Regions from separate parts of the Mus musculus genome. Here region 1 is linked to region 2. The links are chromatin contacts, found by Hi-C or POLR2A ChIA-PET in ENCODE. All regions are on one chromosome and are shown on one strand. The core of a region is the stretch at or near the end of the contact, and the rest is flanking DNA. Distances in the headings are between cores, read along the strand shown. Region 1 has its middle 35 kb from the start of Slc25a25. Region 2 holds the start of Slc25a25 (solute carrier family 25 (mitochondrial carrier, phosphate carrier), member 25).

The links. Hi-C counts contacts between places; a loop is a spot of excess contacts on that map. ChIA-PET counts read pairs that join two places held with the same protein, here RNA polymerase II (POLR2A).
Region 1: a loop to region 2 is called in a map of CH12.LX, with 1.9 times the contacts of the local background. The contact joins the enhancer-like site here to the promoter of Slc25a25 in region 2. A Hi-C loop is called at or near these places in 3 of 37 maps with a recorded cell type or tissue (CH12.LX and gastrocnemius). POLR2A ChIA-PET finds 5 or more read pairs at or near these places in 3 of 5 experiments (Patski and embryonic stem cell).

Annotation. Positions count from the first base shown.
Region 1 is chr2:32,484,406-32,489,333 of GRCm38, forward strand. No RefSeq gene overlaps it. Among named protein-coding and RNA genes, the nearest start is that of Slc25a25, 35 kb to the left of the region's middle. Within about 2 kb of position 2,871, at least 1 of the 3 ENCODE cell types and tissues checked has a DNase peak (open chromatin) inside an H3K27ac peak, as active enhancers do.
Region 2 is chr2:32,449,328-32,453,864 of GRCm38, forward strand. Slc25a25 (solute carrier family 25 (mitochondrial carrier, phosphate carrier), member 25) reads right to left here and starts at 2,143. Exons shown (of 10, transcript NM_001164357.1): 1 at 1,740-2,143. The coding sequence starts at 1,997. Naif1 (nuclear apoptosis inducing factor 1) reads left to right here and starts at 1,130. Exons shown (of 2, transcript NM_194335.2): 1 at 1,130-3,622. The coding sequence starts at 3,112.

The DNA of each region.
Region 1 (4,928 bases), core at 1,621-4,120, 36 kb after region 2:
GTCTCAAATAGGCCAGCAGGTGAGAAATGCCCTCCTACAGCTGTGATCTGACCTCCACAAGCCTTGACACACCGATGCCCACACCTCTGCATGTGTACACAAACACAAAGGATTTTTAATTTTTTTTTTAAACAAAATTAACCAGGCATGGTAATGCATTCCTGTAGTTCTAGCACTCCTAAGACAGGGGCAGGCAGATCACAGCAAGAACAAGGCTATCCTGGTTTACATAGTGATTTCTGAGATCTACCGCCAGCCAGATATACACAGGGAGAATTAGAAATAAATAAATGTACTGGCCACCGTGGTCCACATCTTTACTCTCAGAAGTCCATAGGCAGATGCAGGACAAGTTCTGTGAGTTCGAAACCAGCCTGGTCTATGTAGTGAAAGCTTGCCAATAAACAAACAAACAAACAAATAGATGAATGAATGAACGAGCGAACGAATGAATGAATGAATGCAAGTTCTTTTGACTCAGCAGCTTCATTCTAGAATAAGCAAGCCAGAGCAGTGAACTGTCTGCCCTAAGATCTTTGGTCTTGGGGTTGGGCTGAGGGGAGGGGCTGCAGGCCTGCTTGGCTGGCTGGCCATGGATTCGAGAACCATCCCCTGGACTCTGTGTCCCCGAGCCCTTTGGTCTCTGAGCACAAGCTCTGGTGGAAAATGCAACAGGACTGAAGAGTCACAGTCCTAGATTTCACCCTGTGCTCAGCAGGGTGGACAGAGCTTAGGGTAGGGCAGGTGTCACCCGATGCCTCCGGAGGAGTCCAGGTCCACTTGGAGCCTGCATGGGGTAGGAGAGACCTAGGTGGCTGAAACCAGCCACCACCAGTACAGACCAAGAACCTGGCCCCAGCTGACACCGCTTCCTGGAACGCAGGGAGCAGCCCTTTGTTCTCCAAACACCAAATGGTTTCTCTGGGCCTCAGAACTGGAGCAGGGGCCTGGCCTGGCCTGGCTGCCGGAGCTGAGTGTGGGTGTGGAGCCTGGGACCCTGGAGACCTCATCTCTGAAATAGACCCTGACCCCCTGTACCGCTTAGGGGAAGCTCCTTCCCCCTTCTTAGGTCCCCACTTCCTGAGGTGATCAGATTTGAAAGTAGATTGGTTCACTCTGCTTCTCAGCCAGAGGGGCCGAGAGCTCAGAGGTAGGAGCCAAGCAGACCTGAATCCCATGTCTACCAGACTACTTTCTGTGCCTTGAAGTCTTATTGGTGGATTGAGTGAAACAAGGCTTCACTGTGTAGCCCAGACTAGCCTGGAGCTCCTGATCTTCTTGCCTTGATCTTCTGAGTGCTAGGATTACAGGAGCATGAACTAATTGATTTATTTTCTGTATGGGAGTACACTGTAGCTGGACAGACAGTTGTGACAGACAGATGGTTGTGAGACATCATGTAGTTGCTCTGTCTCCACTCACTCCTGCCCAAAGATTTATTTATTATTATATGTGAGTACACTGTAGCTGTCTTCAGACACACCAGAAGAGGGTTTCAGATGGCTCATTACGGATGGTTGTGAGTCATCATGTGGCTGCTGGGATTTGAACTCATGACCTATGGAAGATTAGTCGGCGCTCTTAACCGCTGAGCCCTCTCTCCAGCCCCTGAGCTAATTCTTATATTGCAATGTTTTTCTCAGTCTGAAACTCAGCAGTGCCCCTCCTTCACTGTATTTTGGAGGCTGATTCCAACAGATCAACCCCATTCTAGCATCCATCTCTAGCTCCTGTCTTCTCATCCATCCCATGCCAGCCACACTGGCCGCTTGTCACGGCATGAAGCCCTAACTTTCTACCTCCAGCCGCAGGATGCTTTCTTTTCTGGCCTCTGCCTCTCACATTGTCTCTCTCCCCAGTTGGCTCCTCACAGCTCCTGTGTTATCAAAGTAGTTGTCTGGGTAAGTACTAGCACCGGAGACTTATCTGTAGGAGAAAGTGTGGGCCTGACCTGGCAGCCAGCCTGCCCGGCACATGGCACTTCTAAATAAGAAGCACGGTGTACCATGCTCATGAGTATGCCCAGAAGTCAGAACAGAGGATTCTGAAGTAGCCTGACAGTTGGGAGCTGGCCTGCTGAGGCTGCCCTCTCCACATCTCTTTTTATGTGCTTCTCTCGCACCGAGATCCTGGTGGTATGGGCGCTCACTGTCCAGTCTGAGGTAATGTGCTAACCAGTCACAGACGATAGCTTCCGCGATATGAGTGCTTGCTGGTGTGTAATACAGCAGATGCTGTTCCCTGAAGCCCTGTCCAGAGTGATTTACTGACATCTCTGCATCCTTTACTGACCAGTAGGCATTGCAGTCTTATCTAGGGACACCCCGGTGATGACAGCATGTCACCCACCTACCCAACCATGTGTTGATGGGATTTAGAACTGGGACTCTGGTGAAATGACCCCGGCTAGATGAGCTAAGTACTGGGCTCTCGCTGCAGTATTGCTGCTTTCTGAGGAGAGTCGGAGGGGATGGAGATGCGGCTCAGCTGGCAAAGTGTTTACTGCGCAAGCATGAGGACCCAAGCTCTATTCCCAGGTGGTTCATGTGCCCATAATCCTACCACTGGCTAGGATTCCTGCGCTAAGTGCCTGCCAGTCTAGCTGATTTGACAAGCTCTAGATTCAGAAGGAAACCCTCTCAAAAAAATAAGGTAGGCAGAGGTTGAGGAGGACACCTGCTAATAACCTCCAGCCTCCACAGACCCCTGTACTCATATGTGTGTTCATGTACAGGGTCACCTGCCCATACAGAGGACTGTATTGCGGCTGGAGAGATAGCCCAGTGATTAAGAACTCTTTTGTTCTTGCAGAGGACTGGTTCATTTCCTAGCACCCACGTGCAGTGGCTCACAACTACCTGGAACTCCATCCAGTTCCTGATGAGCCTCCGCCCTCTTCTGGCCTCTGAGGGTACTGCATGTAGATGATGCACAGACAGGCTGGCCCAAACACCCACACACAGGAACTTAAAACATAATAAATCTTTAAAAAAAAATGTGTGGAGCTGAAGAGATTTCTTGGTGGTTGAGAGCACTGGCTGCTCTTGCATGATACATAATCATGTATGTACAATCATGATTCCAGCATTCTCATGACAGCTAAAGACTGTTGTAAGTTCCGCTTCCTAAAGCATCTGGCGCCCTCTTCTGGCCTTCTTAAGTACTGCGTGATCTTGGGGTACTTTCATACATGCACTCAAAACACCAAAAGACATAAAAAGAAAATAAACATTGCTGGGTATAGTGGCACAAGCCTTTAATCCCTGCAATTGGGATGCAGAAGCAGGCAGATCCCAGATCTCTATGAGTTCAAAGTCAGCCTGATCTACTTAGTAAAGTTCCAAGACAGCCAGGGCTACATAGTGAGTCCCTGCCTCATAAGTAAATAACAACAAAAATAAACAAAAGTCGCCCGGCATGGCGCACGCCTTTAATCCCAGCACTCGGGAGGCAGAAGCAGGCGGATTTCTGAGTTCAAGGCCAGCCTGGTCTACAGAGTGAGTTCCAGGACAGCCAGGGCTACACAGAGAAACCCTGTCTCGAAAAAAACCACAAATAAATAAATAAATAAATAAATAAATAAATAAAAATTTAAAAGTCTTTGGAAATTTATATATATGTGTGTGTGTGTGTCTTTTAGATTTACTATTCACTGTGTATGTCTGCGTGATGGCACAGAGTGTGTGCCACCACACATGTGTCACACTGCACGTGTGTGGAAGTCACCTCCTTGCACCAGTGACTTCCTGGGATCAGGTTCAGTTTCCCAGGCTTGAATGTAAGTCCTTCACCCCTGAGCAGTCTGGGAACTGAACCCAGGTCCTCAGCAAGGGCAGCACAGGCCATCTCTTAGACCCCACCCTTCACGGTGTTCCACGTAGCCCAGTCTGCTGAACCTGGCCTTGAACTCCTGATCATTCTGCCTATATCTCCCAGGTGCTGAGTTACAGGTATGTGCTCACCAAGCCTAGCTCAAAATAAATGTCCAAATGATAAGGAAAGGAGCTGAGATATATGTGTGTACACTACATGTATGTTATATTTACCTGCATATAATATATATATATTGTGTGTATATATAATGTATATATATTATATGCATATATTTGCTGGTGGTGGTGGTTGGTTGGTTTGGATTTTTTGAAACGGGGTTTCTCTGTGGCCTGGTTGTCCTGGAACTCACTTTATTGACCAAGCTGGCCTTGAACTCAGAGCTCTACCTGCCTTTTAACACCCCCACCCCTTCTGCCACCTGCCCCGAGTGCTGAGTTTAAAGGAGTGTTCCACCATGCCCGACAGTGCTGTTATATTTTAACAGGAGGCATTTTTCTTTTTTTAGGCAATGAAATGAATGATACATTTTTCAAGTAACCCAGTCTGGCTCCAGCCTGGGCCTGCAGGAGGCATTGTGACTAATTTGCCAGGACCGGGACTAGCAGAAACTGTCGGCTGTGAACCTCTCTGTCCTGTAGGTGGCGGTAGAGAAACCGTACCAAGCCTCAAGCTCAGCTCCAGCTGGAGGGAGAGCTCTGGTGGCTAGCCCAGGGGGCTGTCCTAGGTGCAAAGAGAGCTCAGGAAAAGAAGTCAGGGTCCCCACCCATCCTAGACCAGATTCTAGGCCTCAGTTTCCCCTACAGTGCTCAGAGTGCTTAGAGACTCCAAAGGTTCTAGACCTGCTCAGCCCAGGAAGCATCTGCGCCCCTGACGACCATGTTCCTGTCCGATCTTGCCACTCACCCCTCCCTCCCCTGGGTGGTAATGTTCTCCTTACCCCCTCGAAGGGGAAACTGAGGCTCCAAAAGATTAAATGACCTTCCAAAGTGAAGCACGGTGTGCGGTCAGAGCAAGAAAAAAAAGCTCACTGCCTTCTCACAGGGGATCCACAGAGCAGGCAGGGTTCTCTCCCGAAGAAGCGCTTGCTGAGGCTG
Region 2 (4,537 bases), core at 893-3,392:
TCCTCTTTTTCTTTCTTTCTTTTTTCTTTCTCTCTCTCTCTCTCTCTTTTTTTTTTGGTGTTTTGAGACAGGGTTTCTCTGTGTAGACATGTAGACCAGGCTGAGCTCGAACTTTCAGAGATCCACCTGCTTCTGCCTCTTGGGTACTGAGATTAAAGTCCACTGTCACCACCACCCAACTAAAACTAGCTTTTTTAAAAAAGGATTTTTTTGGTTTTGTTTTTAAGCTAAGAGAATTGTGAGTCCAAGGCCAGCCTGGCTACAGAGAGAAACCTTATCTTTAAATCTCTGGGCTTACCCCAAGGATTCTGCTTTGCTCGGTGCTGTCCTTGGGCTTCCTATGCTGATACTAAGTAGGTTAAATACCTTGGATGTTGATCCAAGATTATCTTGGACATGACACTTTATGTGGCCACCTAAGTAACAAACTGGCATAATTCACTGCCACCTTACCAGGTTTTCTTCATATTTGGCTATGAAATTCGTAATTACTGTACATACAAATGAACCAAATACTAATTTTGGCCACAAACTGGTTATCAGGCAAACTGCTCATTAGAATCACCCCAGATTGTAAGCCAGTCTATGCCACAATAATGAAACACTTGGTAAAGGGAAGCCACAGTTAAAGTCAAACTGAAAAACCAACATGAAACAGAAAGGGAAGAAAAAGCCACTGCTCAGGGCTTCTTGTGCAGGAAGGATAGTAGTTCTGTTTCTTGCAGACCCAGAAATGGCCATTTCTCCACCCCTGTCTCCCAGTCTTGGCCCATCCCTTTCCAGCCAACAAATATCCTTAGATGTATCTAACTTTCATTTTTTGAAAAAAGTTCCAATTGAGCGATGGTGGCAAAGGCCTTTAATCCCGGCGCACTCAGGAGGCAGAGGCAGGTGGATCTCTGATTCCGAGGCCAGCCTGGTCTACAGAGGGCGTTCCAGGGCAGCCAGGACTACATTGAGAAACACTGTCTAGAAAAAAAAAATCCCCAAAACCAACCGAACAAACAAAAAAAGAATCTTTCTTCAGATTCTTTAACATATTCGCACTCCAATTCGACAAAGGGATCATGACCCAGTGTTCTGAAACAGCAGTGGGGGGCTGGGTCTAAGCCATGAGAAAGAACTGTTCAGTCTTCATCACCCACATCCACACTGATCTGCCTAGAACCCCAGTTCCCATTTTTTTCTTCCCCAACACCCACATGTCTCTGTGAGCAACCAGATTAGAGGCACCGGTGGCATGGAAACGAGAGTGGGGGGAGAAGAGCGAGCGAGCGAGAGACAGACAGACAGACAAGGGGTGCCAATGAGAATGGGTGGATAGGAACCTAGGTGTTGAGGGAGGATGGGCACCAACTTGGCCTTGAGGTCCGTAGGGCAATCTTGAGATCTATCTGTCCTTCTATCTAGAGGGAAGTAGAGGGGGCTTTCTGTCCATCAAAGAGACCCAAGGGTGCCCATCTGTAGCCACGACGAGCTTTTCTCACGGCCCCATCTCCCACCTGAGGAGCCCCACACTAACAAGGTGTGAATTTCCTTTCCATCTGTCAGTGGAGGGACACTATCCCCCCCAACACCAGGGGTTCCGCTCAGCTCTAGCAGCGTCCGTCGAAACCTGACAGGCTACAGAAAGCAGCCCGAGAAGTCCTGCGGTCCCGACCCGTCCCCTTGGCGTCGGTCTCTCTCCTCAAGACCTCCCGGATCCTCCCCGCCCGCGCGGACGGCGCACGCAGACTTACCCGGAGCTCGCCCTCCGTGCGGTGCAGTCCCAGGCGCCGCAGCCCCACCGCCAGGTCGTTGACACACAGGCCGCCGTCGCGGTTGACGTCGAGTGTCTGGAAGAGGCTCCACAGGCGTAGCTGGTGGTCCGGGCCGCCACAGACGGCGCCGCCGCACGGGTCCCCTACAGAAGCCGGCGACGAGGCGGACGACGAGGCGGTGGCGGCGGCGTCCGGCGGCGGGGAGGCCACGCAGCGGCACAACACACTGCTCACCATCGGGCGCGAGGCGGGGGCGCCGGACGCCGGGCTGAAGGCGGCAGGAGAGCGACCCGAGCGCGGAAGCACGCCGGCTTTCCTCAGACAGCGAGCGCGGGCTCCGAGAAGCCGGCCGACTGGAGGGAGGGGCCGCTTCCGGGAGCCCCGCCCCGCGGCGCGCAGAGGCGCTGACCGCGCCCTCTGGCGCACTGCCGACCAATCATAGGCCGGTATGTCGGCTCCGGGATCAATGAGGGGGCGGAGTCACCGTGCCAGCTCGAAGGCGATTCAAACTGAGGGAGCCGGGGATTGGCTGAAGCTGGGTAATAGGCAAGCAGAAAGCCTTGTGTCCAATTCCCATTCAGAAGCTCTATTTAGACTGCGGAATGATGAGGCTGAGAGGAGCGTTGTGTAAGGAGAGATCGTAGCTAACAGTGGAAATGAAATGTATATGAGGGTAACTGTGGACTGAAGTTAGAAAACACAGCACCATTGAATAAAATGAAAATTTAACGGGCTGACGACTCGAAACCGAGAACACGAATCAAAATCAGGAGGCTAAGCTTTAGGAGTCTTCTAAACTGCCAATAAAACAACTGAATTTTACAACGTAATAGTCGCGACACGAACTGAACGACAGTCTGCTTTTCCAATGGAAGTGAATAATGTCCGTGTGGGCGGACATCCTGAAGCGACAGACAAGACTTTAGACCAATGACCAGGCCAGTTCTAGCAAAGAGGTGTGTCCTCTAGGAGGAATGGCAGGCCTGGAGAGCCAGTGATCGGCCAGATATTTGAGCCACGCCAAACCTGGAGGGCGGGGCTTCTCAGGGATGTGCCGAGGGGCGGGAAGAAGGGAAGTGGGCGGATCTCCGCACACCCCAGCGGAAGAGGCAGATTCAGGAAGCCATTACGCAGCTGGCTGGCGGCGGTCGGGCCGGTCAGGGCTGGGCCCTACGCACTTTGCGTAGCGAGGGGGGTTACTTAAGGCCTGGTACTTGGCCTTGAACAAGCCCTGCCTGTCCCCCTAAAGGGGGTGGGAGTGAAAGAGAGGCGAGGCTGAGGAAGAAGAGAAGAGAAATTGGGGCTGTTAAGAGCATTATAATTTCTTTAAAAAGAGAGGAAAGGGGAGGCCATGGCTGTCCCAGCCAAGAAGAGGAAGATGAACTTTTCAGAGCGGGAAGTGGAGATCATCGTGGAGGAACTGGAACTGAAGAAGCACCTGCTGGTGAACCACTTCAATGCTGGGGTCCCTCTGGCTGCCAAGAGTGCAGCCTGGCATGGCATCCTGAGAAGGGTCAACGCTGTGGCCACCTGCCGTAGGGAGCTGCCCGAAGTCAAGAAGAAGTGGTCCGACCTCAAGACCGAGGTCCGTCGCAAGGTTGCCCAAGTCCGAGCTGCTGTAGAAGGTGGCGAAGCTCCAGGGCCCACAGAAGATGATGGAGCTGGTGGGCCTGGGACAGGCAGTGGCAGTGGTGGCAGTGGCACAGCCATAGCTCCTGTACTGCTGACCCCTATGCAACAGAGGATCTGCAACCTGTTGGGTGAGGCCACCATCATCAGCCTACCCAGTACCACAGAGATCCATCCCGTGGCCCTCGGATCCACGGCCACTACAGCCGCAGCCACCGTCACCCTGACACAGAGTGAGTGAGCTCTCCTGCTCAATTCAGCTGCATAAATGGGACGGGCCAGCAATACTGGGACAGCCTGGGGCAAATTGGCTGCCAAAGGTCAAAAGTCAGATGGCGATCTTGGAAAGACCATGAGGTCTTCCAAGAACTCCCCAGACTGATCTTGTTCTTTTAGGGTCTTCCTCAGCATGTGGCTAGCTGGATCTCCCACATGCTGACCTATGTAGTGTTGAAGGCAGAGATTGTCTGTAGCCCCTCGGGACTTAGGACCTCATATTAATAGGCAGCCAGGATATACTTGTTGAATGACTAACTAGGACTAATACTGCCCAAGTGAGACACCCATTCTGTACAAAGACATTCTGTGTTTTCAGTATACAAACAAACACCAGGCATTTCTCAGGAGCTTCGTGATACCTGTCTATCCATTTGTCCATCAAGCTGTTTATGCTGGGCACCAGAAATACCAAAATAGTTAACATTCCCTAGAGGCTAGAGAGATAGCTCAGTGTTAAAGTCCTTGCTTAACACTGCAAGAAATTAAATATATAGACCAATTATATTCTACTAGGGCAGATGAAGTGTGTGTGTGTGTGTGTGTGTGTGTGTGTGTGTATGTGTGTGGCTTTACTATGAGATAGGAAAAGCCAAGGACTCACAAGAAAAAGGGATTTCCTGGTGTGAGGGGAACACATGGCTGATGGCATTGAGAAGTAGGGAAACTAGGAGGTGGGGAGGTTCATGCTGGTAACCCTAGCATTCAAGTGGGAAACCCCTAGGGCTCAAGAGCCAGGGAGCCTCACCTATTTAGAGAGTTCTAGGCCAGGAAATGAACTTTAAAAAAAGAAAGAAAAGGTATGAACAGCACCTGAGGTTGTCTTTTAATCTCCTTCCATATGCACACAAACACGTGTGTGTGTGCACATG